2 separate regions of the Homo sapiens genome follow, and region 2 is linked to region 1. Evidence: chromatin loops called from intact Hi-C (ENCODE). Cell type or tissue: PC-3. All regions are shown on one strand. Each heading gives the region's core, and the rest is flanking DNA. Links, peaks and the distances in the headings are about the cores only. Region 1 overlaps LOC105378771 (a long non-coding RNA gene). Region 2 overlaps PGM1 (phosphoglucomutase 1).

The links. Peaks named below come from ENCODE experiments on the same cell type or tissue, not always from the same donor. Only the 100,000 strongest peaks of a DNase experiment are listed, where the experiment ranks them.
Region 2: a loop joins it to region 1, with 12 times the contacts of the local background. A loop is called at or near these places in 21 of 110 quality-filtered maps.

The regions. Positions count from the first base shown.
Region 1 is chr1:63,683,705-63,699,483 of GRCh38, forward strand. All of the region lies in intron 1 of LOC105378771 (a long non-coding RNA gene), which reads left to right. Among named protein-coding and RNA genes, the nearest start is that of ROR1, 82 kb to the right of the region's middle. In PC-3, for the core only: a CTCF peak has its summit at 8,403 (motif pointing right); a DNase peak (open chromatin) is centred at 8,427; H3K27ac peaks cover 1,670 bases.
Region 2 is chr1:63,608,536-63,624,314 of GRCh38, forward strand. The region is part of intron 1 of PGM1 (phosphoglucomutase 1); the gene reads left to right. Among named protein-coding and RNA genes, the nearest start is that of PGM1, 23 kb to the left of the region's middle. In PC-3, for the core only: a CTCF peak has its summit at 7,495 (motif pointing right); a DNase peak (open chromatin) is centred at 7,476.

The sequences.
Region 1 (15,779 bases), core at 3,587-11,586:
CAAGGCAAGGAAAAGCAAAAAGAAAAAGGCACAGTCCAGAAGAGCTAGAGAGTTCATGCCCCTAGGATAATCTTCAACAAATGAGAGGTGGGAGTTTATGGATAAAAAGCCTCCAGTCTTACAGAGGAACTACCCAAGGTGTATGCTACACAATTTCTCATGGGGGCTCCCGCAGAAGTGAACCGTAGTTGCTCATAGTAGTAACTAGCTCATACTCTCCTGTTGGCTGTTCCTCCTTCTCTGTCTTCCTCTCCCTGCCCCCTCCTTTCTGTTTTCTGGCTCACCTCCCAAGTAAACTACCTGCATCCAAATCTTTGTCCTGGGCTCTGCTTTCAGGGGATAAGATAATGCTTAATAGTTTTTGGATGCGTGAATGATTCAATTGTGGTAGACAGTTTCAAAGCAATTTAAGAAGTGTTCTTTGCCATATACTTGGAAAATATTATTAAAAGCTATTCTCAACTGCTTGTATAGTCTATAGATTAATATGTTTTTGTTATGCTGTTCCTTTTTTAAAATAGATTTTTATTTGTATGGATAATATCGATTTACAAAAGGATAATTTAGGTTTACATGCTTAAAGTTTCCAAGGTACCTTCTTTCCCATGGAATTCATTTGCCTGTTAGGCTCTAATTATTCCAGTCTGTATGACCTTGACCGAAACACTTCACTTCTCATTCTCCCTGCATATAAAATGAGTGAGCTAGATAGATACTTTCTGCAGTATATTTAGGTGCTGAGGTTCCGTAGGTCTATATGCAAGATCAGATTGTGTTTATTGAAGGCAAAACAGTCCTATTTCGAGGCAGGGGCTGCTTCTTAGGACCAGAGGTGGATGTATCATGAGGCTAGTGAAGCCTAAGCTTCAGGATCCTGCCTTTGCTCTGACCCCATGCAAGGCCCCACTGGGAAGCACCCTAGCAATGTGCTCATGTGGTTATATGCTTTGGTAAAATGTGCAATCATAATATTGTTTCTTGTTTTCCTCAGTGAAGGTCTCCCTTTTTTATTTTTGGAAATGGAGATTCGCTCTTGTTACCCAGGCTGGAGTGCAATGGCGCAATCTCAGCTCACTGCAACCTCTGCCTCCCGGGTTCAAGTGATTCTCCTGCCTCAGTCTCCCAAGTAGCTGGGATAACAGGCATGCGCCACCACGCCTGGCTAATTTTTGTATTTTTAGTAGAGACAGGATTTCTCCATGTTGGTCAGGGTGGTCTTGAACTCCTGACCTCAGGTGATCTGCCCGCCTTGGCCTCCCAAAGTGTTGGGATTACAGGTGTGAGCCACTGTGCCCAGCCAGGTCTCCGTCTCCCACTTCTTTCTTTTCTTCTTTTTTTTTTTTTTTTGAGACAGACTCTTGCTCTGTTGCCCAGGCTGGAGTGCAGTGGCATGATCTCGGCTCACTGCAACTTCTGCGTCTCAGGTCCAGGCAATTCTCCTGCCTCAGCCTCCCAAGTAGCTGGGACTACAGACGCCTGCCACCACGCCTGGCTAATTTTTGTATTTTTAGTAGAGACAGGGTTTCACCATATTGGCCAGGCTGGTCTTGAACTCCTGACCTTGTGATCCACCCACCTCAGCCTCCCAAAGTGCTGGGATTACAGGTGTCAGCCACCACGCCTGGCCAGATCTCCCATCTCTTATAAGCTCTGCAAGCCTGGATCTGCCCTATGGCCTCTTCCTGTGCCCTGGTTAAAGTCTGTCATGACTTCTTCTTGCTGTGGCCACAGTCTAGCTGCAATGACTGCAGCCTGAGGGGTCCACATGGAGAGATGCAATCCACTCTTATTTGCTGTGTAAGTAAACAATGGGTGCATTTAGATTTCAACATGACTCTATCTTCAAAGTCCCTGAATTGAAGTCCTTGCACTGCTGAACTATCTTTTGGATTTTAGAATCGGGGTGGTTCCGAGTCTTAATTAGCACACTTTAGTCTAGACTACTTCTGTCTCCCTGAAAATGGTTTTAACAAATGATAGGTCATGCTTGTTAGGTAGGCTCTTGGCCACAAAAAGGCCTCGAATTAATCTGCTCCACAGTATTTATTTATATGTAAAGTTTACCTATCATTATTGAGTGTTAGGCACTGTGTTAAGAGCTTTACAAGCATTGGTTCTCCTCCGAAGAATGTTGTGAAGCATTATCCCCAATATATCGATGAAGAAACCTAGGCCCAGAGAGGTTAAGAAAATTCCCCAAAATCTCACAGCTCCAAAATGGGAAAGTAAAAAAAAAAATTTTTTTTTAAATTTTAGACAGATCTCGCTCTGTCGCCCCAACTGGAGTGCAGTGGTGCGATCTCGGCTCACTGCAACCTCTGCCTCCCAGGTTCAAGCGATTCTCCTGCCTCAGCCAGGCCCAAAGTACAAATTTAAAACAAAGTTTCAAAATCCTCCTGGCAAAATATCCATAGACTCTTGGAGATGACACATTTGAGGGACAACATTGGTTTTCAAGTTAAGATTTTGATATACTTTTTAAAAATCACTACTTTTTCTTTCTTTCTTTCTTTCTTTCTTTCTTTCTTTCTTTCTTTCTTTCTTTCTTTCTTTCTTTCTTTCTTTCTTTCTTTCCTTCTTTCTTTCTTTATTTTTTGAGACAGAGTCTTGCTCTGTCACCCAGACTGGAGTGCAGTGGCATGATCTTGGCTCACTGAAACCTCTGCCTCCTGGGTTCAAGCAATTCTCCTGTCTCAGCCTCTCGAGTAGCTGGGACTGCAGGTGCACACCACCACACCCGGTTAATTTTGTATTTTTAGTAGAGATGGGGTTTCGCCATGTTGCCCAGGCTGGTCTTGAACTCCTGACCTCAGGTGATCCACCCACCTCGGCCTCCCAAAGTGCTGGGAATACAGGTGTGAGCCACCGTGCCCAGCCAAAAATCACTACTATTTTTGTACTTATGTTTTATAAGTGACCATTATGCCATATATATGTATCATTCATTCCTTCATTTATACATCCATCCCTCCATCCATTCACCTACTCCTTCATCCATCCATCCATCCATCCATTCATCTATTTGTCCATCTGTCCATCCAACCATCCATCCATCCAACCATCCACCCACTCACCCATGCACTGGTCCACTCATCATATTATACACACATCTATCTATCCGCTTACCCACCCACCCTCCATCCATCCATCCCCCATCCATTCATCCATTCACCATCCATCCTTCCATCCATTCATCCATCCATCCATCCCTTCTTCCATCCACTTCTTCATCCATCTATCCACCCATCCACCCATCTGTCCATCCATCCATCCTACAATCTTCCCTGCACCAGGTCCTATTCTAGGTGCCAGACATCACACATCCATTTCCATGACACATTGCCTTTCATATTATTTCTCACACTCAGAACAGCATCCCTCCTCCTCTGTCTGTCCAAATATTACCAGCTCTCACGTGCCATTCAGATTCCTCATCCGCACTGAAATTTTCTCTCCCTACATTAAATCAAATAATTTCAGTCCAAATCTGGATTTGATGTAATATTAGGACCACAAGGCTGGCTGTGGTGGCTCACATCTGTGTGAGGCACTTTGGGAGGCTGAGGTGGGAGGGAGGAATCCTTGAGCTCAGGAATTTGAGACTCACCTGAGCAATATAGTGAGACCCTGTCTTTACAAAAAAAAAAAAAAAAAAATCAGCTGGGTGTGGTGGCATGTGCCTGTGGTCCTAGCTACTGGGGAGGCTAAGGTGGGAGGATCGCTTGAGCCCAGGAGGTCAAGGCTGCAGTGAGAAAAAAAAAATCCACAAGAATTAGAATTTGACAGATTTGGCTTAAAATCCCAGCTCTGCCCCTTCAATGGCTGTGTAACCAAATTGTTTTATTCTGTCTCTAGTTTCCTCATTTGTTAAATGGAAATAATAATAATAATTAGAATAGTAATTATGATAATATCTGTCTTAAAGGTGATTGGAAGATTCAATGAGCAGTTGAACGTTAAATACATGGCAGGAAGTAGATGTTTAATAAAAGTTATTTTTTCTGTCTCCGTGTCGCTCCTTCCATCTCCAAAAAACTGACCCAGTGGTCTGTACTGCAACTGACTCAGATTCAGGTTGTTAATTAATCATTTAATGTGTTTAAATCATTTCTCTAATAAGAAGCCTATGAATTCCTCAAATGCATAGACTACATGTTATGAATCTGAAACATCTTTCTCCCTGCATGGGGATCCATATGGCGCTAGGGATATAGGAGATGCCCTCTAAGTAGTTGTCAGTTCAAATTGGATTCAGCGTTTCACTCACTTCCTTCAGCTGCCATGAGAAAAAGGAGTGAGGAAGCTCTGCAGGAAGTTCTGGAGGCCCCGAACCGTCCAGGGGTCCCGCATGCCTGCTTGCTCCTAGTCCCCAGCAAGGCTGCTCATGTCTTGGGGATTTCTCTATCAAGACTCTTATTCTCCCACCCAGGGTCTGGGGAAGGGTTGAGGGTCAGGTGGGGACGCAGGCGGTTGCAGAAGTCATGTCCTAAGTCTGAGTCATGTGCAAGGCTCAGCTTGGCATCTGGCTGTGGAGCCCCAAAGCTCTTGTCTATCAGGGTCTCTTAATGCTGAAGGGAAGGCAGCCCAGATAGCACCAAGAGGGCAGGTGAAGGTGAATACAGGGACAGCCAGGCAGTGGCCAGCCAGGATGCTGAGTTACACAGGGGACCGAGACATCATGGGATTAAATTGGCAAGATGTAAACTGGTTCTGCTCCCACCGAGGGAGATGGCGACCGTCAGTGGGAATGGAATGAAGCACACACTTGCTGGCCCAGGCTAATCTCTGCTGAGTTTTTGTGAAACTCAAAAATTCTTATGTGTGGGACTCATGCATAATCTGCTGAAGTTCTAAAAACCACAGGATGAATGCATAGTTCGTGCTATTTGCCGGGAACTTTCTAATTTTCAAAACCTTTTAAAGTGCCTTTTTAAGAAGTCCACTTTAGGAAGTCAGCAAGGAAAACCCAAGAGGGAACCAGAACTCTAGAAAGGGTGGAAATATTGTCAAATTTTCCTGAACATAGATTCTGCTTTGGCCAGTAAACAAGAAGTAGTAATTGGGTCATTTCTGTAAACAGTATTTATTCATAGGAAATCAGCATTTACTTATGACATTTGTTCATAGGAAATCCCCAGCCCCACTTAATAGCTGTTAAGTAAATAATTCAAAAATAATATCTGATAGCACAGCAAATGATTGGAGCCAGGGTGTGCCTCTGAGGGCAGGGATGTAGCTCATCTTGAGGGGGGCTTCCTCACAGACAGGCTCCAAGACTAAGATTCTAGTGCAAATGGTTTATTTAGGAAGTGGTCTCAGGCAACTCTTGTAGGGGAGTAGGGAGGCGAGGCAGGGTAGGGAAGGAGACCAGTGAAGAATGAATTTTTTAAATCACCTTACCATCTGGGAAGCTGGAGCTTAACTCCACTGGGGACACACTGGGAGCTAATGTCAAATACCTGCCTTAGAGTTTACCTGCCTGAGGAGTGGGGGAGCTAGAGCTGCCCTGGGGGTGTTAATTCTAAGACTTGTCTATTCTGTCTTGTACATGGGTATGGCAGGTTTCCTCCATTTAAAAAAAGAAAGGCCTTAAAGCAAAGACATATGGGTGCTGAGAGTCTGTTGGGCCAGTTAACCGCAAAATGAGAAGACCTGAGGGGGCATAGCAGCTCTGCCACCCTGCGGTATCACCAGCCCCTAGCACAGTGCCTGGCCACAACAGGCAGCCTGTATTTTTCCACTAAATGAATGAATCCACAACAGCACCCATTTTAGAATGGCCACAGTGAAGGCTGGAGAGGTAACCCAACACACAATAGCAGGGCACCCATGTGCAGGCATTTCTCCACATCCCAGGCTTTCCGATTTTACCTTTGTGCCAGGCACTGTGATAAGCACTTTCTATGGAAAGTTTGATTGAATCCTAAAAACAAGTAGTAGGTTAGAATAGGTCAAACTGGTTTAATACTTACAATTTCATATGCTTCTACCGTATACATGAATTAGGTCTTATTATTTTTTACATTGTACAGATGAAAACTCTGAGACATGAGAGAGTAAGCAACGTAATTATGGTCTCACAGACGGTGTTTCTCAAACTGTAATGTGCACTGGGGACCTTGTGTAAGTGCAGATTCCGATTCAGTAAGTCTGGGGACCATTTGAGATTCAGCATTTCTCCAAGTTCACAGGTGGTTCCTGCTGGATGGACCACATGCTTTGAGTAGGTGATTTGAGTTTATCTGACTCAACTCTAGAGCTGAGATGGGGATCAGGTAAGGAGACTACCAAACAAGCATCCTGTAATATGTTAATGTTTTTCATAAAGGAACTTTTCTTTGATCCAACTTTAGTGCCTACTATACATTGAGCATATGATAGGCACACATTTGCCAACCAGAAGACTCCAGGATCTTTCTCTTTCATCTCCCTCCCTCCCTTCCTTCCTTTCTTCCTTCCTTTTTTCATTCTTTTTCTCTTTCTCTTTTTTTTTGACTTCTCTTTTCCTTTGCTCATTATAAATTCATTAAATTTTTTTCAGATGCAAGTAATGCAAGTAGCAGAAACTGATTTTGGTTTAGTTGAGTCAAAAGGGTAATTAATTGGAAAATCTTCCAATGTGGGCTCACAAAATTTCCAGAAAGTCTGGAAGACCATGTTTGGAACAGAGGCTAGAGCCAAGGTGTATTAGTCAGGGTTCCGTAGAGGGACAGAACTAATAGGATAGATGTATATATAAAGGAGAGTTTATTAAGGAGTATTGACTCACACAATCACAAGGTGAGGTCTCACAATAGACCATCTGCAGGCAGAGGAGCAAGGACACCAGTCTGAGTCCCAAAGGTGAAGAACTTGGAGTCCAATGTTTGAGGGCAGGAAGCATTCAGTGCAGGAGAAGGATGTAGGCCAGAAGACTAAACCAGTCTACTCTTTCCATGTTCTTTTGCCTGCTTTTATTCTGGCTGCGCTGGCAGCTGATTAGATTTTGCCACCCAGATTAAGGTGGGTCTGACCTTCCCAGTCCACTGACTCAAATGTTAATCTCCTTTGGCAACACCGTCACAGACACACCTAGGAACAGTACTCGGCATCCTTCAATCCAATCAAGTTGACACTCAATATTAACCATTACAATATTACAATATTAACCATTACACAAGACAACTCCAGAGGGCCAAGACGCTTGGAGATGCTGGAGCCCCAACTTTCACTGCCTGGAAGGTGCTATGTCTGGGGCATGGCCTCCTGATGGAAGCATGGACTCTCCAGCCAAGCTTATCCCTGGGTCTGTGCCCTTCACCCCCACAACTGCTACTATAAAATAACTGTAATGACCTTTCAAGTTTCACCATCCCCTCATGAGTCAAAGAGTATTCAACTGGCTGATGTTGGCTTACATGCCAGGTTCGTGGCTGCCAGGAGACCAGGAGAAGGAGGCAGGGCACTGTCCCTTCAAGCTACCCACAACAGGTGTTCCCCTAATGGAAAGGAAGATTGATGCTAGACAGTACAACCTGCAAATGTCCATCACAGCTATGCTGACTAGTTTCTTTGATTCTGCCTTCTAGAAAAAAAAAAAAAAAAACTCAGCTGCCCTGCAATTACCAAGAACCTCAAAGAAAAAAGTGAAAAGCACAGCCTGAGAGTCTGAGAGCCTAATGACCTTGATTTAAACAATGTCAGGCATTTAATTCTGCTCAGCTACAGGAAAAAGAGGAAAAGGGAAAAAATAGTTTTTACCCTGATTTTAGAATCTGCTGATGAAAATTTTGAAGCACTTCTTGATGACGAAACCAAATGTGGCTTTCTGCAGCTTGCCACCAGCTGAGAGACATATAGAAAATCTCCCTCTCTTAGCCAGGCGCGGTGGTTCATGCCTGTAATCCTAGCAGTTTGTCTGGGAGGCCAAGGCGGATGGATTGCTTGAGCTCAGGAGTTTGAGACCAGCTTGGGCAACATAGTGAGACCTCGTCTCAAACAAAAAAAAAAATTAAAAGAAAATCTCCCTCTGGAGCTCCCTTCCTTTCATGCTTTAATTAATTTCCACATACATGTATTCAATGAACATTTATTGTGTAACTACTCTGTCTCCAGACCTGTGCTAGGTGCAGAGGAAACAATGATGAAAAATAGAGTTCCTTAGGAGAAGCTCTGATGGAGTGAAATTGTAGGATATGAATATGATACAATGAAAGTAAGAGTTGCTGTAAAATTAGTCCTGGAGGGCCCTGAGAATTGGGGAAAGATTTTTATTTAGGTGAGTAAATCGAGCCTGCCACCGGCTGGTAGATTTACTGTTGAAAACAAAATGTTCTTAGCTACAAAAGCAGCTGAATATTTTAAAGGCAAAAAGCTTCCACGCCCTAGCCTTATAGAACAAGTCACCTTCCATTTGTCACCAGTAGAAGGCGACAACACGATGGATTAAAGCTGGTCCTTAGCGAAGGAAACCAACAGGCAACATCTGACTTCTGATGTAAGAGCTGGAAAAATAGTCTGGCAGTAAAATCTTTTCTTTCTTGCTTGCTTGCTTTTTTTTTTTTTCCTTGTACAAAGCTATTTCAAAACTTTACAATCTGTTCTCAGGGAGTAGGCCCTTATGTTATTGAGGAAGGAAATTCACATAAAGAAATCAGGTCCAGTGTAAAATCAATGGGACTTAAGCTACAATAAAAGTCTAGGGGACCAAAAACCTAACAAAAATATTCCTCACTGTTAAGATATAATGTGTCTCTATGCACCAATTGATTAACAGTATTTATAGAGCAACTACTTGGTGGCATTCTAGGGACTCAGGGGTGTTTAAAAAAGGTAATCCTTCAAGAGAGATATGAATTTCAATTTTTTTTTTCTTTTAAGCACATGACATTTTTATTTTGGGCTGTACTTTATAAGGTATGAAAAGTAAATGGGATTTGCAATCACCATTTCTGCAATGTACCTTTGGGCTGCTGGTTTATACAAACACCTCCATACTAAAAAAAAAAATGCAAAATTAATTCTGTAGTTGAGTCATCTTATTAATCAACCAATTAATCAATACTGCATAAGCACTCATGTGTTGGGATACCGAGGTTTCAAAGGCACGTTTTCTGTTCAGAAGGAAATTGTGATCCAGCTAGAGAAGAAAAACATAGGAACAAACATGCTATTTAATAACAAGTAAAGGGCCTGGCGCGGTGGCTCACACCTGTAATCCCAGCACTTTGGGAAGCCAAGGTTGGTGGATCACTTGAGGTCAGGAGTTCAAGACCAGCCTGGCCAATATGGTGATGGACTGAGACTGACTCAAAAAAAAAAAAAAAAAAAAGAGATAAATAATATGAGGATTGCCACTTAAAAGGCACTCCAACATATTGCAAACTCTGTGAGACCAGAGACCATGTTGACTTGTTCATCAAACACCTTTTCAAAGAGCTGGCATTTAGCATAAGTTCTAAGCATATTTACAGAGTCAATGAATCAACACACAAATGAATAAATACCATCTAAAGGGTAAAGAATAATTCATTAATGAAATAATATGAGGGCCAGGCATGGTGACTTACACCTGTAGTCCCAGCACTTTGGGAGGCCGAGGCAGGTGGATCGCTTGAGGTCTGAAGTTCGAGACCAGCCTCGCCAACATGGCAAAGCCCCATCTCTACTAAAAATACAAAAATTAGCCAGGCATGGTGGTGGGTGCCTGTCAATCCCAGCTACTCGGGAGGCTGAGGCAGGAGAATTGCTTGAACCTGGGAGGCAGAGGTTGCAGTGAGCAGAGATCCTGCTACTGCACTCCAGCCTGAGTGACACAGCGAGACTCTGCCTCAAAAACAAAAAACAAAAAACCACCAAGAAAAAGAACCAAGTGAGTGGTGGTTTGGATGGACAGTTGGGTGATGGAAGGCTGTCTAGAGCAGGGGGTGAAGCATGGGCTTTCAGATCAGGGGGTACCACCTGTGCTTGGGGATGACCCTGGGCAAGTCATCATCCTCACTGGGAAGCCAGTGGGGCTGGGTTTGATCCTGGATGCATGACCTAATCTCTGTGAGAATCTGAATAAGTTCACCATTCTGAGACTCAGGTTTCTTGTCAGTTCAGTGAAAATGATAGTAACAGTACCAACTTAATGGGGTTGTTGTGAGGATAATCTAGATAATCCATGGAAAGAATTTAACCCACTGTGTAGTACACGACTAGCTCTTATATTGATGGGGATTTCATTCCCTTTTCTGTAAACTGGGGATAACAATAGCCCACATTTAATAGGCCTCTTGTAAAGATTAAGTAATAAATGTAAACACATTTTACATTTATTACATATAAATAATGCATGAATGTAAATTGCCAAGCACAGTTCTTAGCATACAATAAGTATTCAAGAACTGCTGCTAGTGAAAGTAAAGACCGCTTATGCCAGGGTAGTCAGGGGAGGCTTCTTGGAGGAAAAGAGGCTTGAAGGATGAATCATCTTTGGAAAGAATACAGATGCAGGCATTCTAGCAGGGGCCCAGGCATATAAGCAAGTTATGGAGATAGAAATATGAAAGATGTGTGTTCGAGAAAAAACAGAATCCCTAAAGCAAGCACCTCATCAAATCAGAAACTTAGAAAGGCCATTAGACTTATGGATGGTCACACTTGCAGCAGCCAAAATTGAGACTGGGTCATGAGATGAATCACTTCAACAAGCCACTTCCCTCTCTGGGCCTCAGCTTCTGGGTTGGTAGAGTTAGACAGGAGTGGTTCCTCATCAGGGACTCTTTCAGTGCTAACATTCTGTAAATACAAGTTTGTTCCCACAGTACAGTGTGAGCACACATGTTTATGCAACCCCAGAGGACTTTAAAATTGATGTGTGAATGTCTTCAGTGCTTATACCATGGAGGCTAGGTTTCCTTCAAGCCATTCATTCATTCATCCATTTTTCTAAACATTTACTAAGCTCCTACTATGTGCAAACACTGTTATAGATGCCAGGGCTTTCTAAAACCAAGATCTGACTGCATCCCAGCCCTGCTTAGATACTTTCAATGACTTCTGGTTGACAAGTGCAAACTCCAGGCCACATAACCATGTCCTTCCCTATTGCCATGCCTTGCTTTTGTTCCTGCAGTTTCCTCTCTCTAGATTGTCCCTCCAAGTCATCTAGACTAGCCAGCATCTAACGATCCAGACTCCTTTAAAATTTTCCTTCCCTTCTGAAGCCGTCATAAAATCTGCTTGGTCCTTGTCCCTAACCCAGACTGGTGTAATGCTTTCTCTGTGCTCACACAGCACTTTGTATCACCTCTGGTTACTGTGCTTGGCACTTTTTCAGTTCATTGTTTGTGTGGCTTTCTTTCCTGCTAGATTTTCAATACAATGAGGCAGTGACAGTGTTTTATTCATCTTTGAAACCTCAGCACCTGGCGTACTGCTTGGCACATGAGCAATAATTAAACATTTGATGAATGAGTTTGTTGAAGCTTTAGAAGTGGATGGGAATGGTGATATGAATAATATGACAATAATAGTGACTATTTTATATCACGTACTTCTTACACATCAAATTCTGAGCCAAGTGCTCTACATTCATGATCTGTTTAGTTTTAATCCTCACAACATGCTGTGAGGTAGGGGCATAGGGGATTGGTGAGACACGGTGTCTCTGGAGTTAGAGAGGCCAGGGTTTGAATTCTGGCTCCATGAGTGCCTTGTACACTCTTGTACTTTGTGCCTTGCAGTAGGGAGCTTGGTTAAGGAGATGAGTGGGGCTAAATGCTCCCTGTGCTTACCAAACCAAGTACTCTGAAATGGGGCTGCACCTGCCCAGAGGAAAGCCGGTGCCTGCCCATAGGGTGCCCTTTTTGGAAGTGGACGAGAATGGTGATTTCATATTTGAAAAAGGGCATGCTATGGGCAGGCACTGGCCTTGTCTAGCTCCAACCCATGCCAGCCATGTGGCATTGCACAACTTACTTAACCTTGCTTTTTGCCTAGCCTTTCTCATCTTTATAATGAGATTATGACACCACTAACCTCACAGAGTTTTTGTTAGGGTTAGGCAGGATAATGCATGTGGTATGCTTGGCACTTGTCTCAGATACATATTCCATAGACGCTAGTTTTTATTATCTGTAGCAATAATAGCCCTATTTGCCAAATAAGCAAATTTAGAGAGAAAAGAGTTGGCTGAGAGCAGAATATGGGGGCACTCCTCCATTTAGAGGCAGCAGAAAGAACCAGGAGAGAGAAGGGCTGAAAACATTGTGCAAGGGTGAGTTAGAGGAGAGGCTGGTCAGGTGTCAGGAACTTCTGAAAGATTAAGCTGGAAAAAGCCTGCGAACAGTCCCTTGGAGCTGACAGTTAGAGATCACTAATGATCTTTGAATGAGAAGTATCATGACAGCAGTGGGAGAGGAAGCCAGATTGCTGTGGGCTAAGGTGTCAATGAGTGGTAAGGCAGAAAGAGTAACTCTGACCTATTCATCAGAAATTAACTTGTGAAGTGCTTGTTTCTGTGCCCCCAAATTCATATGTTGACATCCCCAACCCTAAGGTGATGGTATTAGGAGGTGGGGCATTTGGGAGTGATTGGGTCATGAGGTTGGAACCCTCATGGATGAAATTAGTGCCCTCATAAAAGAAGCCTGAGGCTGGGCGTAGTAGCTTATGCCTGTAATCCCAGCTACTCGGGAGGCTGAGGCAGGCGAATCACTTGAACCTGGGGAAGCAGAGGTTGCAGTGAGCTGAGATAGCACCACTTCACTCCAGCATGGGTGAAAGAGCAAAACTCCATCTTAAAAAAAAAAAAAAAAAAAAAAAAGAAGCCTGAGACAGACCTTTTGCCCCTTCTGCCATGTGGAAGGTGCTGTCTATGAGCCGAAAATTGGGCCCCTACCAGATACTGAATCTGCCTTGATCTTGGACTTTTTCAGCCTCCAGAACTGTAAGAAATAAATTCTTGTTGTTTATAAGCTACTTGGTTATGATATTTTTTATAGAATCCCAACCAGACTAAGACACGAAGGGTCAGAGGCAAATAGGTCAGTTGCTTTAGGAGGATTCAAATTGATAAACACCTTCCACATACTTTATTTCTTTTTTTAAAATTTTATCCACATGCTTTATTTTAGGTAATAGGTATCCCCTTCAAAGGGCCAGATCAAGGGAGCTCCAGGGAGACATGGACCCCTGCCTGAACCCCATATCTATCTGTGGAATCTGGGTATCTCTCCATCTCTCCAGACTCCTGGGATGATAAGGAGGATGATTTATCTCAGCTACTCAAACACTGAATGGGACTATCTTGTATTTAAGGAGAGAAGAAAGTTGAATGTATTTTTTTTAGGCAGAGTACAGTCAACAGAATACAAAGCGATAGAAGGATGAGGTCAAGGACCCAGGTGGATGGATTCATCCTGGTGGATGGTGGGGATGGAGAATGCAAGGGAGAAGACAAATAGACAAGTCAAGGATGCAGCAGAAGGAAGATGAAGGACTCTCTGATGGTCTTTCTTGGAACAGAAAAATGTAAGGTCTGCGGAGAGTGCAGGGACCAAAAGGTGAAGGGCCGTGCATTGGTCAGGACAGGTTAAATGCTGCAACAAAAAATCCCTAAGTTTTAGTGGCTTCCCATAATGAAAATTTATTTCTTTTCATATCAAGTCCAGACAACGTAGGGTTGGCAGGAGCCTCTGCTCCATGCAGTGATAAGGATCCAGGATCCATCCATTTTATGGCTCCCTCATTTTGTGGGGCCTCAAAGTCCTTTTCTGAACCTTCTTCATCTGTTGGCAAAAGCAGGAAGAAAGAAAACATGGAGGATTGTGTAGGAGATTTTATAGGCCACTCCTGGAGGTGTTGCACATCACTTTTGCTTATGTTTTATTGGCCAAACTTCAGTCACATGACGAATCTTAACTGCAAGGGAGGCTAGGAGGCATCCTCAAACAGTGTGCACAATTCCATCTTGTCTGTGTCCTCAGTGCCCAGTGCCTTGCACAACGTCTGGGCAATAGTGGATACTCAGAAACATCACTGAATAAGTACGTAGGTGAACATGATCTCATTTGGTCCTCACTATTCTCTCTACTGGTACCCTGCTTGAGGTTCAAAGACAACATAGACCTAATGTCCTAGATATGAGCTAAAGGTTGGGCTTATGCTTAGAGCTGGTCTTCCTATGATGCTGATATACTGCAGTGATCCATTCATACTCTTTGCACTTGTATGTTTGCTAGCTGGGGTTAGTCCTGAAGTCTGTAGTTAGTGCCTCTGGCAGAATTATACTGCCTTCCTCTCAGGGAAAGAAATATCAGAGTTTTTCTTTAAAAGCCCAGCACTATAACCAGTTTGAGTTAATGATTCTACAAGTACATTAACCAACTACAATTTCCAATCCAAATATGAGATAACCAGCCCATGATTTGGCTAACCAGATCCTCCCTGAACCATACAGCCCCTTGCTAAACTAGCAAGTCCGAAGATGAATGGACATGTTACTGACTGAGCTAACAAGTCCCCATTTAAGCTAACTAGTTCCTAGGGTCACAAGGTACCACTGATTCGACTGTGTCCTACAGATAAAGTTTAAAACCCAGGACTAGGGTTAATCTTCTCCAACACCTTTATAATGACCCTTTTTATGGATAACATACACTCTAGAAGGGGAAGGAAAGCTGGTGATGTGAGTCATAACTTTCCTAAAGGTCAAATAAAGGGCTCTTTATCAGGCTGGCGAAGCTCGCCTGCAAGTGCAGCATGATGCGAAACCGCGTCGGGCAGGGAATGCCAAGGATATTTTTATAAACAACTCCAGAGCCATCAACAATGTGCGGCTGGTGCAGAGATTCCCATATTTGTAGATGATATTTCATGAGCCAGGGTGCCTCTGAATGAGAGTGAGTGCCAACAAGCTGAAGAAGGAGAGGGAAGCAGAAGCAGGCAGTTCTAACACAAGTCAGTGTTTCAGGCCCGTGGAGACACAGGGGCTGAGGCCGACATCTCTGACTCACTCAGCCTGGTGTGGGGCAGTAGAGGCAGTGCTGGATAGCAAGGCGTTGGGTGGATGGGAAGCGAGTAGGGTCTCCTAGTGCCAGGAGTCCTGCCCAGACTGCAGAAGGCAGCTGGGCCCTTAAGGATAAGAGTTCTGATGGCAAAGGAAACAGGCATCCCATTCAAAGGGCAGATCCATGGAGCCCTCAAGGAACATGGACCCCCCCGCCTAAACCCCAAGTCATCTGGAAAATGTGGCCATCTCTCCAGCCTCCTGATATGACAAGAAGGATGAATTTCCTCAACTACCCAGCTCCAGGCAGGACTGTGTCCCATCTCATGATAAGGCAACTCATTTCAAAGCAATTTAAAGTCCAGGCTTTGGAGTCAGTAGGTTCTAAGTCCCCAGTTACCACCTAGTAGCTATGTGGCCATGGGCAATTCATTCAACCTCTCTGGGCTTCGGTATCCTCTTCTATAGAACAGTGATACTATTTTGCAGGTTAGTGAAGATTTATTTAATGAGATTGTGCATGAAAAAAGCCTAACCAAATGCCCAGAAAGCAGTAGGTACGTAATATACAAGTTTGATTCCCTTCGCCTCAAGCCTGGCTTAGCGCTCTCCGGACCAGGCTTAGGCCTCCCCTTGTCACAGTGGAGCCTTGGATAGGCATGTGCCATCACTTCTGCAGTGCCCACCTTAACTGCCTGCCCACCAGACGTGGGATCCTGCCTTGCTTCCCTGGCCCATGTGGGCCTGCTGATGGCTCCAACCTGCCTGGCAGGAGTTCTCAGGCTATGATCATTCTGAGATCATT
Region 2 (15,779 bases), core at 3,517-11,516, 75 kb before region 1:
AACTGGGTGGGGACAGGGAAAGGCCTTTTGATTTAGCAATAAAACTATTAGGTTATACCACCTCCATGGGGACTTTGAAAAATGCATTCTGTGGAACAAGATGAAGTGCTTTTTAAAGGAAGATTTTGAAATGAAGCAAAAGGGAAATCAGTGTAGAAAACTCAGATGGAATCAGGGATAAGACTGGCACCTGTCATGAAAGCCCAGCTTCCTCTCTGGGCTGGGCCACACAGTTCACTCTAACCGCTTTGTGGTCAAATCCATGAGAAAATCACTTACCCCACAGTTTGCCATAGACAGCTCCTCCATATGTAGAAGTGGTATTCGAAAGAGTAATCGTAATATCTGCCTTGAAAGATTCTTGTGAGGATGAAATAAAATTTGTGAAGCACTTGTTATAGGGCCTGACATTGTAACTGGTTAGTAAAGAGAAGATTCTGATGATTCTATGATTATTATGATTATTCCAAATACTGAGGCCATTGGAAGGCAGAGGGAGGGGATAAGAAGATGGGCCTAGGGAGGGTCTTTGTGCCTCTTACCACCCTCACTTTTTGGCTGTCCTATCCTGCCTCTGTCCACACATTATCCCTTGGACTTTTTCTGTCAGGCAGAGGTTCACAGTTGCTCTAAATCTCAGCCACAGGCCCATCAATCTGAGATCTTCACCTGTTTTGAGTCACCAGCTAGCAGTGGCTAGCTAAGGATGGATATTTCAGGATGGATCTGTGGAATGGTTACTGGGCCCAGGCCAATGTCTTGCTGCAGATGGGAAGCTGCAAGAAATGTATGCTGGCATTTCTGGAAACCTCCTGGGACATGTGAATGTGTTCATTTGACAAGCATTGCGGAACACTTTTGTATGCCAGGCACTGTGCACAGTGGTTGGGGGTACAGGATGAGTAAGACAAAGTCCTTGTGCTTAGGGTGCTCATGCTGGTGGGGGAGACAGGCACTCCATGGGTAGTTACAACAGGGTGCGAATTCTATTACAGTCAGTCCTTGACTTACCATGGAATGATGAATTACAGTTGTCCAACTTTACAGTGGTGTAAAAGTGATACACATTCAGTAGAAACCATACTTTGGATTTTGGATTTTGATCTTTTCTCAGGCTAGCAAAATGCAGGATGATACTCTAGGAGTGAGCCACACCTCCCAGTCCACCACGCGGTCCCGAGGGTAAACGACCAATAATGTACAATACAGGGTACTGTATTTAATAAATTACACGAGATCTTCCAACATTTTATTATAAATTAGGCTTTGTGTTCAATGATTTTCCCTAACTTTAGGCTAAGGTAAGTGTTGTGGGCCCATTTAAGGTAGGCTAGGCCAGGCCATGATGTTTGGTAGGTTAGGTGGATCAGATGCATTTTTGACTGATGATATTTTCAACTTACAATGGGTTCCAAATGGAAGTCAGACCACTTGGTGGCTACCTAATTTTACCACATAACCTCAGTTCATAGTAGTGGGTTGGAAGTGAAGACTTTGAGATTTTGCTTCAAATTTCAGTTTCATAATTAATTGTACAATATCATGTATACTGCTTAACTTATCTAAAACTGTTTTCTCACCAGTAAAGTGGGATTAATTCCAATATATGCTATATCAGAGAATTTTATGAGGATAGAATGAAATAATGTACATACAAAGGTTTTGTGAATTCTAAGGTGCCACTCAAATATGAATTATTTGGTTGTTTTTGAAACTGTAATGTTGCTTCAGGAAAGTCATTCCACTGGACTAATGTAAGCCTCTTGCCAAAAACAAATCTCTACACACAGTTTCGTCTAGTTCTCTCAAAGTCCAAAATTCAGATGTGCTAAAGAATAATAAAAAAAAAAGTTACAGGCGTTTTGCCATTTTGAGAATCTTAGTGGAATATCAAAATTACATCTTTTATGTTAAAATTTATGTTAAAAGTATATATAATCTTTGGTGTGAGATCTGAGTTTGATTCCTGGACATGGTAGTTATTAGCTGTTTAATCTTGGGCAAATTGCTTGAGCTGCTTCTTTACTCATTTGTGAAATTAATATGTTGGGGGTTTTGATGGGAAATACAGACACTTTAAACTTCTTGCAAAAGGTTTCCCGGCCATTACCCCCTCATTTTAACTTCTCTTCTTCCCAGATTTGCCAATGACCTGTCAAGATGCTCTACACCTATTAGCTTATAAATTTCAGAACAGAAATATCTTTCTTACAGAGAGTGTTTCATGCACAGAGCCTGGGGGGAGGGAGAACTGTTCTGTATAACTTTAGGTTTTCAGTAATATGTCGTCAGCCTGATACTTAAGTTTTCTCAAAAGAACACAGCAGCCAGCCCCAAAGTAAGCAAAATTGATCCTGAGTAGCTTAAGTACTGGTTACGGTGTTTGGTGTTTGTATGCCAGGTCTACCCCTTATGGTTTTAGGATAGTGGTTCTGGTGAATAGTTGATTAGGTCCACTTGCTCCAGAAATCTCCGTGAATAAGATTTGATGGGGTGCTTTCCATCCCTGAAACATTTACTGAATGTTTTCTTATTGCTTAATACAGTGCTGTGTATTTGGGGCATGCAGTAGTGCATAAAACGGTCTCCGCAAGTGGGCATTGCAATATAGTGTGAGAAGTGCCTCGTTAGGGTGTATTGGGGGCCCTAGGGAGGGGAACACGCAGGGGTGGTCAGAGGAAGCTTCCCAGGGGAGATGTGTTTAAGCCAAGTCCTGAAGGATGATAAAGAGGAAGCCAGGAAAAAGTGTAGACATGGGGGTATGAAGAAGACATTCTGTGTAGTGGGAGCAGCCCTTGCAAAACAAGGAGATCCTTGTAGAAAGTAAAAGCACAGCCTTAGACTGTAAAGTAGGACTCATCCTAACTCCAGCATTGCAGGAAGGGAAGAGGGAGGCCGCCGGTGACTCAGCTGCCTTAACCCCTGAGGTCACACAGGTCCTTAACCCCTGAGGCTTTCTTTTATACACAGGCCAACATAAGACCCAGTCTGGGAATTATCCTAAGGCCCAGCCTGGGAATTCTCTTATGGCCCTGAGGGAAGGGAGGATTTTGGAGACAGGATCAAAAACCTAAAAAGCTATCTGTAGGCCGGGCGCAGTGGCTCTCACCTGTAATCCCAGCACTTTGGGAGGCCAAGGCAGGCAGATCACAAGGTCAAGAGATCAAGACCATCCTGGGCAACATGGTGAAACCCTGTCTTTACTAAAAATACAAAAATTAGCTGGGTGTGGTGGCACATGCCTGTAGTCCCAGCTATTCGGGAGGCTGAGGCAGGAGAATCGCTTGAACCAGGGGAGGTGGAGGTTGCAGTGAGCCGAGATTGCACCACTGCACTCCAACCTGGCAACAGAGCGAGACTCCTTCTCAGAAAATGCTATTTGTAAGGAGGATTGGGTTGAAGTATTTGCCCAGTAACATATTAAGGCTATCAGGAGCTGGACGTGGTGGCTCACGCCTGGCCTGTAATCCTAGCACTTTGGGAAGCCAAGGTGGGTGGATCACTTTAGGTCAGAAGTTCGAGACCAGCCTGGCCAACATGGTGAAGCCCCATCTCTACTAAAAATACAAAAATTAGCCGGGCATGGTGGCGCGTGCCTGTAATCCCAGCTACTTGGGAGGCTGAGGCAGGAGAATCGTTTGAACCTGGGAGGCAGAGGTTGCAGTGAGCCGAGATCACACCATTGCACTCCAGCCTGGGGAACAAGAGCGAAACTCTGTCTCAAAAAAAAAAAGGCTCTATCAGTTTGCTCTGACTCTCTTTCTTTAACCAGCAGGTTACGTGACACGTGACACCATCTGCATGTGACCTACTGTCTTCACTGGGACAGGCCTTCTAACTTGGGTCAACTGGCCTGAACCCATACGTAGAATGATTGATATATAGTTCACTAAGTTAAATTATACATTTATAGACGCAAAAAAAATTTTGACATACAGTGTGGTTGTGTTGTATCCTACTGCTCTAATATTAGGAAAGGGGCTGGGATGCTAGGTCAGCTGGGACCCTCTTTTTCTCGCTTGCATTCATCTCTTTTTCTCTCTTACTCTCACCACTTTTCTACCTCATGTTGAGTAGCGCCATGAAGACCCCTCCTTCATCACTCTGCCTGCAGTTATCCTGGGAAGCAATTATAAGCTTTCAGCCTCAACCATGCAGACTAACTGGCTCTACTTCCTTCACTATTGCAGTTTCTAGTTCTGTTCGTAATTGTTGCACAAGACTTTGTGCTATTGCAACTACTTGGAATGCCAGTTCCAGGCAGAGTGCCCTCTGTTGTAGACACCTTGTGCTTTGGGAAGTTGTCTGTGATTAGGGGAGTAATTTTCTATTTGAGGTTGGTCTCAGGAAGGGAAACCACTCCTGACTCCTGCCTGAAAACTCGCCTCCTTGCTCAGAAACACTAATTACAGGGGTCGTTTGATGCTCTCACTTAAATATTTTAGTCACTCACACATTTATTGACTATCTGTATGTGCCCAACCCCATTCCAGGTACTGAGGTTAAAAATGAGTGAGATGCAGTCTCTCCATACCACAGAGCAAAGGAGGAAGCTTGTTTGTGTATATGGAGCATGGCCCATGCAGGGTTACTTAATGCTAGAAACCAAACACTCTGAGGCAAAGAAAAGGTGTAGGGGGTTGGGGGGCAGGGTAGAGGAATAGTCTACCCAGACTGCCTGTCACTCAGACCAGCCACTCTGCTGCAAAAGGAGTTGGCTTATCTTTTTTTTTTTTTTTTTTTTTTAAGCACTTAGCAGTTTCCTAGGGCTGCTATCTGCTGTAACAAACTGTGTGGCTTAAAACAATGGATATTTATTCTCTTGCACTTCTGGCAGCTTAGAAGTCTGAAATCGAGGTGACAGCAGGACCATGCTCCCTCTGAAGGCTCTAGGGGAGACTCTTTCCTTGCCTCTTCCTAGCTTCTGGTGGTGGCTAGCAATCCCTGGTGCAGTGTAACTTCAATCTCTACCTCTGTCTTCACGTGGCATTCTTCCCTATGTATCTCTTCTGTCTCTGTCTCCAAATTTCCCTCTCCTAAATCCTGTCATTGAATTTAGGGCCACCCTAATCCAGTATGCTCTCATTGTAACTTGATTACATCTGCAAAGACCCTATTTCCAAATAAGGTCACATCCCCAGGTTCCTGGGTTAAGACTTCAATGTATCTTTTTTTTTTTTTTTTTTTGGAGGGGGCGGGAGTAGTGCACCATTCAACCATGACATCTATACTCTGTCCACCAAATGCAGGTGGGTTTTGTACAGACACCAAAGCACATATACTTTGCACTTGGGCAGTAGCCCTTTGGGAGTCACTTGGGATCTATTTCCTCTTAATTTTCTTCAAGTTTAAACAAATTTGATCATCCAAAGGAGCCATACATAGCCCAATGATGAGAAACGTGAGCTTTGGCTTTAAAACTGGTGTTGAAGCCTGCCTTTCCAATTTATTGTGAGTCCTGGAGCAACTCGTGTAACTTCTTTAATCCTCAGTTTCCTTATCAGTAAAATGGGAATAGTGAGAATACCTACACCACTGAGTTGTTATTAAGCCTGCATGAAAACCTACATGTAATGATATTCACTGTGCTGAGCACTTTACATGATCTCATATAGTCTTTTCAACAACTCTTAATTGATTGGTATTTAGACTTCTGTTTTACAGATGCAGAAATAGAAGCTAAGTGATTCGCCCAAGATCTCCAAGATACTAAAAAGTATCAAGAGTTGGAATTTGAACCTGGATTTCCACTGTGCTCTATTCCTCAAGACCCTTTTTAATAGTTATGTAGCGCTACAGTCTAGGGGTTCCTAAACTTTTTAAGGAAAGTCCAACTTTTTATATCCCTAAAGCCTTGCTCTCACTGAAGCCTTGATTGAGGCCAAGAGAGAATGCCTTGCTGCTGCCCCCATGAGCCACTGCCCATCTAAGGAATTCCCACAGATGCCCACATTTACCCACATGCTTTAAAAGCTCTTGTTTATTGAGTCTTTGCTGTTCACCTGGCTGCATATTACATTACAAGGCAAGGTAGCATGATAGTTACATGTCTGGGCTCTGGAGACAGACTGCGTATGACCTGGTGTCTTCTTAGAGCAAGCCTTCTAACTTGGGTTGGCTGAATCAAATCTATATGTAAAATGAATGATATACAGACAGTTCACTAAATCAAAGCCCATCTCCACAATCTACCTGACCTCGGACAGATGACATAATCTCTGTATCCCCCATTTTCCTTATCCCTAGGATAAGGGCTGAGAATAATAAGCCCCTATACAGTTGTTGTGAAGATTAAATAAGTTAATGCTTGTAATGCATTTGAAACATGACCCAGCACATTGTGGCCTACTGAATTTATCTTCTACTACCTTTGAGCAGGCATCATTGTCCTTACTATTTTACAAATAAAGAAACTGAGGCCAGAAAGGCCATATACCACTAGAAGGTTCGAGCAAAGCAAGGATTCAGGCTCAGGCCTGTTTGACTCCAGAGCCCAGTGGTTACAGCAGGGACTGTACTTGATTCTTTAAATCCTCCTTCTGCTACCTGTCCCATTCCTCCAGTGCCTGGACCATTGGAGATGTTTAATCAGTATTTATCCACAGATAAACCCATTGCATCTATGCCCTCCTACCTAGGCTTACCTGCTTTCGAGATCAGGGGATGTGTTAGAAGGATGTGATCAGTCCTTATCAATACCCTTTCTGTTTTTAGTAGTTTGGATAACATTTATTGAGTGTCTACTATATGGCCAGGCATTGTGAGAAGCATTTCACACATACCTTTCCTCATTTACTTTCAGAACCTTCTAAAGGAGGCTTCACTCTCTGCATTTTATGGAAACTCTGGCTTACAAGGACCCCATCGAAAAGGATGTTCCCTCTTTGTGGCCACCTTCTTTCATGTCCTTTACAGCCGGACATCCTATTTTGGCCAGACCATATAATTGAAAATGATCTTAATAATGAGACAGACAGAAAATAACCTCACCATTTCTCTCCTCTTCTTCTTCTTCTTTTTTTTTTTTTTTTTTTTTTTTTTTTTTGAGACAGAGCCTTACTCTGTTGCCCAGGCTGGAGTGCAGTGGCGCGATCTCGACTCACTGCAATCTCCGCCTCCCGGGTTCCAGCGATTCTCCTGCCTCAGCCTCCTGAGTAGCTGGGATTATAGGCCCTGCCACCATGCCTGGCTAATTTTGTATTTTTAGTAGAGACGGGGTTTTACCATGTTGGCCAGGCGGATCACTTGAGGTCAGGAGTTCTCTCCTCTTCTTAAAAGCCCCAGAGTCCCACCATATTTTAATTATTTGATGGAGGGCCAACCACTGCCTGCCACAAAACTTAAAGGGGCACAATTTCCCTTGTGATCTTGGTGAAGGGAGCCCATAGAGTTGTGCAAGGCTGCTCTGGGCAGAGGTGAGTGAAGCACTGCCCCTTACGAGGCTGCTGGCAATCTTGCTTGTTTTTCCATTTTCCACCACAAGAGGGCAACATATGACCATGAATGATTTGAAAATAAAGCGATTCCTTAACTGGTTCTCTTTTTACCAAAGAATTTTAATAATTGTGCTCCTGGTAAGTTAGAATGGGGAAAGTTCTTCTGTTAGCGCCAAGTGAATATTCTTAAGGGATTGAAATTCAAATTGTCTTGAGAATTCTCCAAAAAGGAAATAAAAGACATAGAAAAATGTTATATGAACCACATAAATGGCTGTTTTTATAGGTCAAAATGTTTGAATATGGGTCATTTCTGATAAAACAGGAGACTCCTTCACACGTGCCTTACTTATGAAAAGGGGTTCCTAAGCCTTGCACATCTTCAAATTGAGGAGATTGTTTTCAGACGTAACCACATGGGTTCAGAATGGCAATTATGCAGATGGAGAATGCCTTCCATGGCTTCTTGTCTGCCCTGTGAGTGCTCATAGCTCTCTTGTAGGCTCCCAGATGAGTACTTTTTACTCCATTTTAAAATGATTTGTTGGCTTATCTATCTCTCCTTCTGCACCAAAAGTTTCTTGGCAACTTGAGTCTTCCTGAGGTGTACAGTGCCTGGTGAAATGAATACAACACATCGGTCTATATAGGACATATTGGGTAGATGGATGGGTGAACAGATGGACAGCCAACTGACGCGTGCTAAAGGTTGTACACTCTCTGAGGCAGAGGCAGCTGTTATGTTTGTTTTTATTTTCAAAATCTACTTCAGGAGTCTCTGTGAACATGGGATTCTGTAGAGCTCTAAGCCATCTGGCCCTTGTAATTCTTCTGACCTTGTACCTTCTTCCAATTTTAATGTAATTTCTCCTTTTCTTTAGAGAACATTTCCTAACTCTACTAAAATGCACATAGCCAATGGCCCGTCCCAATTGTTGGGTATGAAACACGCCTGCTTGTTTTCAGATTCAGAGCAGTGCTAAAGGCTAATACTTACGCAGGGCTTGCAAAGCACTAGAACCAGCTGGTGCTAAGCTCTTTACATTTGTAAACTCCTGTCTCTTAATACAACAAATCTATGCAGTAGCTACCACTTTCAATCCCTGTTTCAAAGGTGAGAAAATAGAGGCACAAAGAGCCTACATCCCTTGCCCACGGTCCCCTAGTCAGAAAATGGTACTCGGCCTGTCTCCTTGCTGTGGACTGAGGGAGCTCAAAGGAGAAGGGGAGGAAGTGTTCTCTCTTCCTTTTCTTGCCTGTACTGGACAGCAGGTGAGGCCTGGCTCACAGCTGGCAAACAGGACCCAGGTACTACGGAGCCCTGGTCAGCCCTGTAAAGAGATGTAAGCAGCTATAAGTAGCAGAAGCCCAATTAGGGTTCAGTGAGCCCCTATGAGGCCTGACACACAAGGACTGCACACAGAGAGAGGGGCGTCTCCTGCAGCCACAGGCAGTGGTGGGGCAGATGGACTTCAAGACCCTGAGACACATTTTGGGAGGCCAGGCGGGCAGATCGCTTGAGATGAGGAGTTCGAGACCAGCCTGTCCAACACAGTGAAACCCTGTCTCTATTAAAATTACCAAAATTAGCAGGGCATGGTGGCACACACCTGTAATCCCAGCTCAGGTGGGATTGAGGCTGAGGCACGAGAACTCAGGAGGCTGAGGCACGAGAATTGCTTGAACCTGGAAGGCAGAGGTTGCAGAGATTGCACAACTGCACTCCAGCCTGGGAGACAGAGTGACTCTGCCTCCCCACAAAAAAAAAAAAAAAAAAAAAAAAAAAAAGACCCTGAAACAAGAGGAACCCAGGCAGCGTCTCCTGGTTGTCTCAGCACATCTGTTTCATTTTCCTCTCTCTCTGCTGACCCATTTGTCAATGGAAATTAGGTTTCTCAGTGTGTGTGGTTTTTTTTTTACAAACTCATTTAATCAAGCACCTATGAATATTTCAAATTTTTAAGTCAAATATTTGTTTTCTTTTAAAATTCCTTGTCTAATAAGGAAAACTTTTCAAGTATTCAAGTTGTTCTCATGTAATCAAATAATAACAGCAGATCCTTGTACAGGGCATACTATAGCCACCCTGGTTTCAGAACTATCTGTAAATTGCTTCATTCAAACTTGACTACAACAAGTAAAGTAGAGCTGCTATCATTATCTCCATCTTGACAGATGAGGAAATGGAAGCACAAAGAGGTTAAGTAACTTGTCCAAGATCATATTACTAGTAACTGGTAGAATAAGGGTTCAGACCCTGTCACTTTGGCTTTAGAGGCCATTCCCTCAAGTACTATAGTATACTGTCTGCATGTGATGACTTAAACTTATAAATATAATACAGTCCAAGTTTTCTGGAATGTTCCACTAATGTTTATAATTTTGATAAAATTCTTCTCATAAAATTCTTCTCATACCTCCTTAAACTTAAAATCCTGTCTAAATAAGTAACACAACCTGCACTTAATTATAAACTGGAACCACAAGGCTAATCTTTAGATAAACTAATATCCCACATTTCTTAAATGTATTTCAAATGCCAAATATACCTAGTTTTCCCCCCCTTACTCCAAAAATATTAATACTATGTTCATTTTATTATTTGTATCCTATGTGATATATTTCATCATCTGTACACTTAATTTTAAGAGAGTATGTTTTAAAATGCCTACTTAAAAAACCATTCTCTCACCTCAAGTGATGAGGGGTTACCTTTCCAGTTGAATTGGGGTGACACCAGCTGGGTGAGGTGTGGCTCGGCCAAGGGTCTGGATGTGGAGGCACCGAGTCCAGAATACCAGCGCCAAAAGGGATTCTCCAGTGGCTTGTGTTCCCAGCCCCTGTTCCCGATTCTCAGGTCTGATGAATCTGCAAGCCCTACCTACGTGAGAAGATTCATCTAACCTATTTTCTGCTTGATACTATTTCGAATTCTTTTCTGATTCTTCCCGTACATCAGATCCACAACTCTTAGAGATGTATGAATGATCCCGAGTTGGATCCTGCATAGCTGTCACGGACTCTCACATATTGTCAGGCTGTCAGCAGCAGTTCTGTGGATATTCTCATGCCTCAACTGTTCTTGCCCCACAGCTCATAAGTTTACCTGTCTTTCTGGTTCAAGGGCTAACCTAATCTGGCTAGTACACTTTTGAGTCCCAATTCTAGATTCCAAGGAGAGAAAACATGAGTGGTCCAGCTTTAGTCAGGGGTCTACCCCATTTGCTCATGGCCTGGAGTCAGGGTCCTGGAGTAGACACCTGGCCTCAGGCCTTCACTCTCATGGAATAGTTGGGGGACAGTTCTCAGAGAAGAGAGGAGATGAGTAGAAAGCACAGTATGGAAAAAGGGTCAGAGGAAAGAGGTTGTTCAAGGAGTATCTTCACAGTAGGAGAGGAAAAAAACAAAAGCAGTGCTCAAACTGGGCCAAGAACTCAGAGTTGAAGTTGTGTGTAGAAAGCTGGCAGAGGAACAGTGCTGGACAAGATCACATTGACTGGGACCCTCAAAGCCACCCCAGCTAAGGATGGGACCCTTTTTGCAAGCCTTGGTTAATCTTTTTCCACTCTTATTTCTCCAAGCCATTCAAGGCATCACTGCCAGCCAGTCAACTTTCCAAAAACATATTGGTTTATATTCTTTTTGCTTACAAATTTCCATAGTTCCCCAGCACTTTCAAAATAAAGTTTAGCACGGTTCACAAGGCTCCATAGACTTGCCCCAACTATTTCTCCAGTCTCATCCCTGTCACTGCAACCTCTTCAGAGCCGCAGCTCTGTAAACACACCTTCAGGATAGCACCAAGGCCATCCCGCTATGATGGCTCCTTTCTGATGTGAACTTTTTTGAGAACAGAGGCCCATCCACCTTTGTTTCTATCTCCAACCCCACTCAGAATGTGAGAAAAAAAATTGTATCTTTACATCATTTTCCAGTTCATAAAGGCTTTCCTAGACATTAACTGAGGCAATCTTCGCAAAAACCTTGGGAGAGAGGTATTATTTCATGAAGAAATTGAGGCTCAGAAGGACAAGGGGGCTGACAATGACCGATAATCTACCTTATACCAGGCACAGTACTGGGTGTTTTCACATGTGACCTGTTTTCAGTTTTCTGAACAAACTTCAGAGCTATCCCCATTTTATAGGCTCAGATGAGTTAAGTAACTTGCTCTAGATTGTACCTCTCATACATTTTACAGTGAAAGATTTGAGCCCTAGTTGTATCTGGCTGCTGAACCTGTGCCCTTCCCGTTAGAATGTAGTGCCTTGCCTGGGGCTGAGCATTTACTACCTGCTTAGTTACTGGTGGCTGGAGAAATGAATAACCGTTTTCCACTCTTGGGGACAAACACTTCAAGCCCTCTGGAACAGGCACCTGCAGCCATCACAAGCATAGGGCCTTGGGCTGGAGTGTCTGATTAACCCTGCTGCTTTAAGCCAAATTTCTGCCTTTCTTTCTAGTGCTTATGCCTGGAAATAGGGTTATCAGGCTCATCCCTTATGCCCACTCCTGGGACATTAGCTAAGAAAGAATTCTTGGTGTGAAGAGGTGAACCCATTCAGGCCAGCCCTCACATGGGGCCTGGGACACCATTATTAACTGTCCATTAAATATTTTTTAAAGAAACATAGAAAAGAAAGAGTGAATAAAGGATTGGTAAGTCTACGGTTTCTGCTATGCTCTACTGGGAAGGTATCACTGCTGATGCAAATGGAAGCTGGAGTCTTTGCAAGGCTGGGAGCGAAGGGGTTCATAACTCTGCCATTGTGAAATTGATTGGACCCAAGACCAGTATGAAAGTTCCTTGTCTGAAGGGAGTAATCCTTAAATCCCCCATATGGTTTAAATGTAATTTGTGTCATTGTGAAGGAGTACTGGCAATGCAGGCGAATTCATTAGGCCAAATTGGGTTCGCTATGCTCGACAGTAACGTTTCTGAAGATGAAGTTCAACCTTTGCTGGAGAGCTAAAACAAATGAGTTTCTTAATAGCTGCCCCACTTAGTCTGAGTGTCTTAGGAAGCTTAATGTTTTTAATGTCTCTTCTTTTTTACTATACTTCACAGTCCATCTAACATTGCTGCTTCTGGTAATATTTTTATATGGGGTTGAGTTCTATAGTGTTCATAAAATTATGATCAGGCCCATTTTTAGAATAGAAGCTTTTCTAGGGCAAGGATTATGTTCTTTTGGTATAGTTTTGCATATTGACAAACACCATGCCTGGCATGTGTCGTTGCTTAAAATGTTGCTCTCGTAATTCTGCCCTCAGAAAGAACTTCACCGAGAGACTGGGAGGCTGCCAGCAGAGACTATGCTGGAGTGTGGTGTATTATGTGGGCAGAGAGGCTTTGGTATGGGATGTGGGAATATCCTTGTGCCCAAGTACCCCCAAATTTACCCTGGGATTTCAAGATCTCATTAAGAAAACTACCAATTATGTGGTTGGCTGCTCTGTTATTCCAATGAAAAGATTATTGGAATGATATTTTATAAATCTGGATCTATTATCGGATATGTCAAGACACACATGCCAGCCTAATTCACAAGCCCATATAAAACCAGGGAAAACTTGGCACAGAACTTACAAAATAGGAATTTAAAAAATCATTTATAGTACGTTGAAAAACAGTGGTTATGTAAACTGTTAATAAAGCATGCTTGCTTTTTCAATTAATTTCTAAAGAATTTGACTTTTAAAAACAAATTAAGAGCCCAAAATAAGCTATAAAAAGTAGTCGTCTTTTGGCTGACTGGTTTTCAACATAATAGATGTGTTTTGTGAATTGTGTTAATGTTATGTCTCGAGGTATTTCCTGCACATGGGCCAGGCCCATTTGTCATTTGAAGGGGCTCCCTTGCCAGTGGCCTACTTTCTGCTTGTGAGCCTGTTATTCCTGCTGGTCTTGTGCAGAGCAGCCCCGGAACACAGCGGCATTCTTGACAGAGGGCAGTTGGCAGCTACCAGTGCCTGTCTACTTTCGGATGCTACTTGACAAGTTAGTATAAAAAGACTCAGATTTTGTTGCTCAAGGGATGATTCACTTTTCCCTTCAAAACCTTAATTCCTCAGTGCATGTTTGGTCTGTTGTCCAGGCTGGAATACAATGGCACGATCTTAGCTCACTGCAATCTCAGCCTCCCAGGTTCAAGCAATTCTCCTGCCTCAGCCTCCCAAGTAGCTGTGACTACGGGTGCACGCCACCATGCCTGGCTAATTTTTGTATTTTTAGCAGAGACAGGGTTTCACCATGTTGAACAGACTGGTCTCGAACTCCTGACCTCAGGTGATCTGCCCACTTTGGCCTCCCAAAGTGCTGGGATTACAGGTGTGAGCCACCATGCCTGGCTGAGAACACACATGTATGTATTTAAATAGATCATTAATAAAATCTCAGGGATCAAATGGAATTAGATATGAAATTTATTTAGGTAAAATATTTTTAAACATCCTAGTTTCTTCAAATACAAAGGACTTAAACTGCTTCCCTAAAAACATTTTATTAAAAGTCAAGTATGCTTAAAACTGAGAAAATGTTAAAAACGAATCTCATGTTCATATTATTTTTCTAAATAAAAACTCGATCCAACCCTGTGTACTCAGAAAAACATATGTATATTTTTTCCGTGTTTTGCTTACATTTTTAAGGACTTGGTGCATCCTCACGCCTGTTTTTTTGTATATTCAAAGGAATGACCAAGCTGTTGGTTATTCAGGGCAACTTTGGAGGTATCTGTTCTTCTAGAACTGAACACTGTTTTCTTAAATCTTTGGTGGCCAATGAATAAATCTGTTAGATAATTTTTTTCCTGATAGATTGCATGTGTGAAGTAAAAATAATTTCTTAGGTTTCAAAATGACAGTGATGTAAGAAAACCAGGGGTAAATTAAGCTCCCTCACTTCCATTTTAAGATTGACCTTTAACTTGCTAGGTGGCATGGGGCAACTTTAGCTGCAGATGGCCTTCTCAGAGATGAATGCCCAGAGAGGCTCTGGTTTAAGGGATGGCAGGAGCAGTGAGAGCCACACCAGGGTGTCTTGTTCACAAATCTGCTTCGTGGGACTGCATTTGCCCTCTTTGCCTGGGCTCTGAGAGTGGAGCCTGTCAGCCACCTGGTGTTTACAGCTGAAGTTGGCTGCATGCAGCACTCCTTGGAGCTATCTCTACCCTAACGGGGAAATGAGACAAAAATAATTGAAGGGTATTTGGCTTGGTTAAGTGGGCAGAAGTGTCCTCATCAAAACAACTTTGAAGACCTGCTTTGTGTGTGGGTGCGAGTGGGTGTGTGGCCCTTAACTTGTTCACAAGGGACAACAACAACAAGGAATTAACCAAGCTTTCTCATTGAGAGTGATCGTCCATGCAAACCCTCTATTTTAGTTACTCATACGACACTGTTGCAGCTTCAGGTTGGACAGACCTATTTTGGAGTCCCTTGACTGCTTTCTGGACACCCTCACTGAGCCAGTCGGTGGAAGTGAAGGATGAGTGATTTTGAAGAATGGATTTCTGGGACATATAGAAAAATGGAAGAAGGTCCTCTCCCTCTGTTGACTTTTGCTACAGCTCCCTACCACGATCAGAAACCAGGAACAAGTGGATTACGGAAGAAAACCTATTATTTTGAGGAAAAGCCATGCTATCTGGAGAATTTCATCCAGAGTATATTCTTTTCCATAGACCTAAAAGATCGCCAGGGATCATCACTGGTGGTTGGTGGAGATGGGCGGTACTTTAATAAATCAGCAATAGAAACAATAGTGCAGATGGCAGCTGCCAATGGGGTGGGTATATGATAAGTATTGTTATGTTTCTGGCTCTCCAAATAACCTTAATTTTACAGAAGTATACAAACGTACAAGGATTTATATGTGGTATACACTTCAATTCTACTAACATCCAGCTAAGTTTCATTGTAACTTCAGTGATTGTATATTGTGAAAATACTTCAGAAATTACATTAGCCACACTGGGATACAGGAATGTTAAGTTCAGCTTCTTAGGTATTATGCTGTGTTCTGTTGCTTGACAAAGTACCTGTTGCTTTTTAGACATTTAAAGCACACTCCCGGTCTTAAGCTGTTTTATCTACATTCTAACTAGCTTCAAGGGGCACCCTGTCCTGTGTAAGAGGGCTCTACTGAATGGTGGAGAGAAGAGGATTTTGTTTTCTTTCAATGGCTTTCTTGTTGAAGTTCAGTCACTTGTCAAACAGGAAAACAAAAGCCAGGGCATGCTGTTGTTTATGGATCCTGGTAGTCACGCAGAAATGCTAGGAGGGGTTGGAAAATGTTAGGTGTGAGCCTTTTGAGGGGACCTGTTACAGGGGCACCTGCTT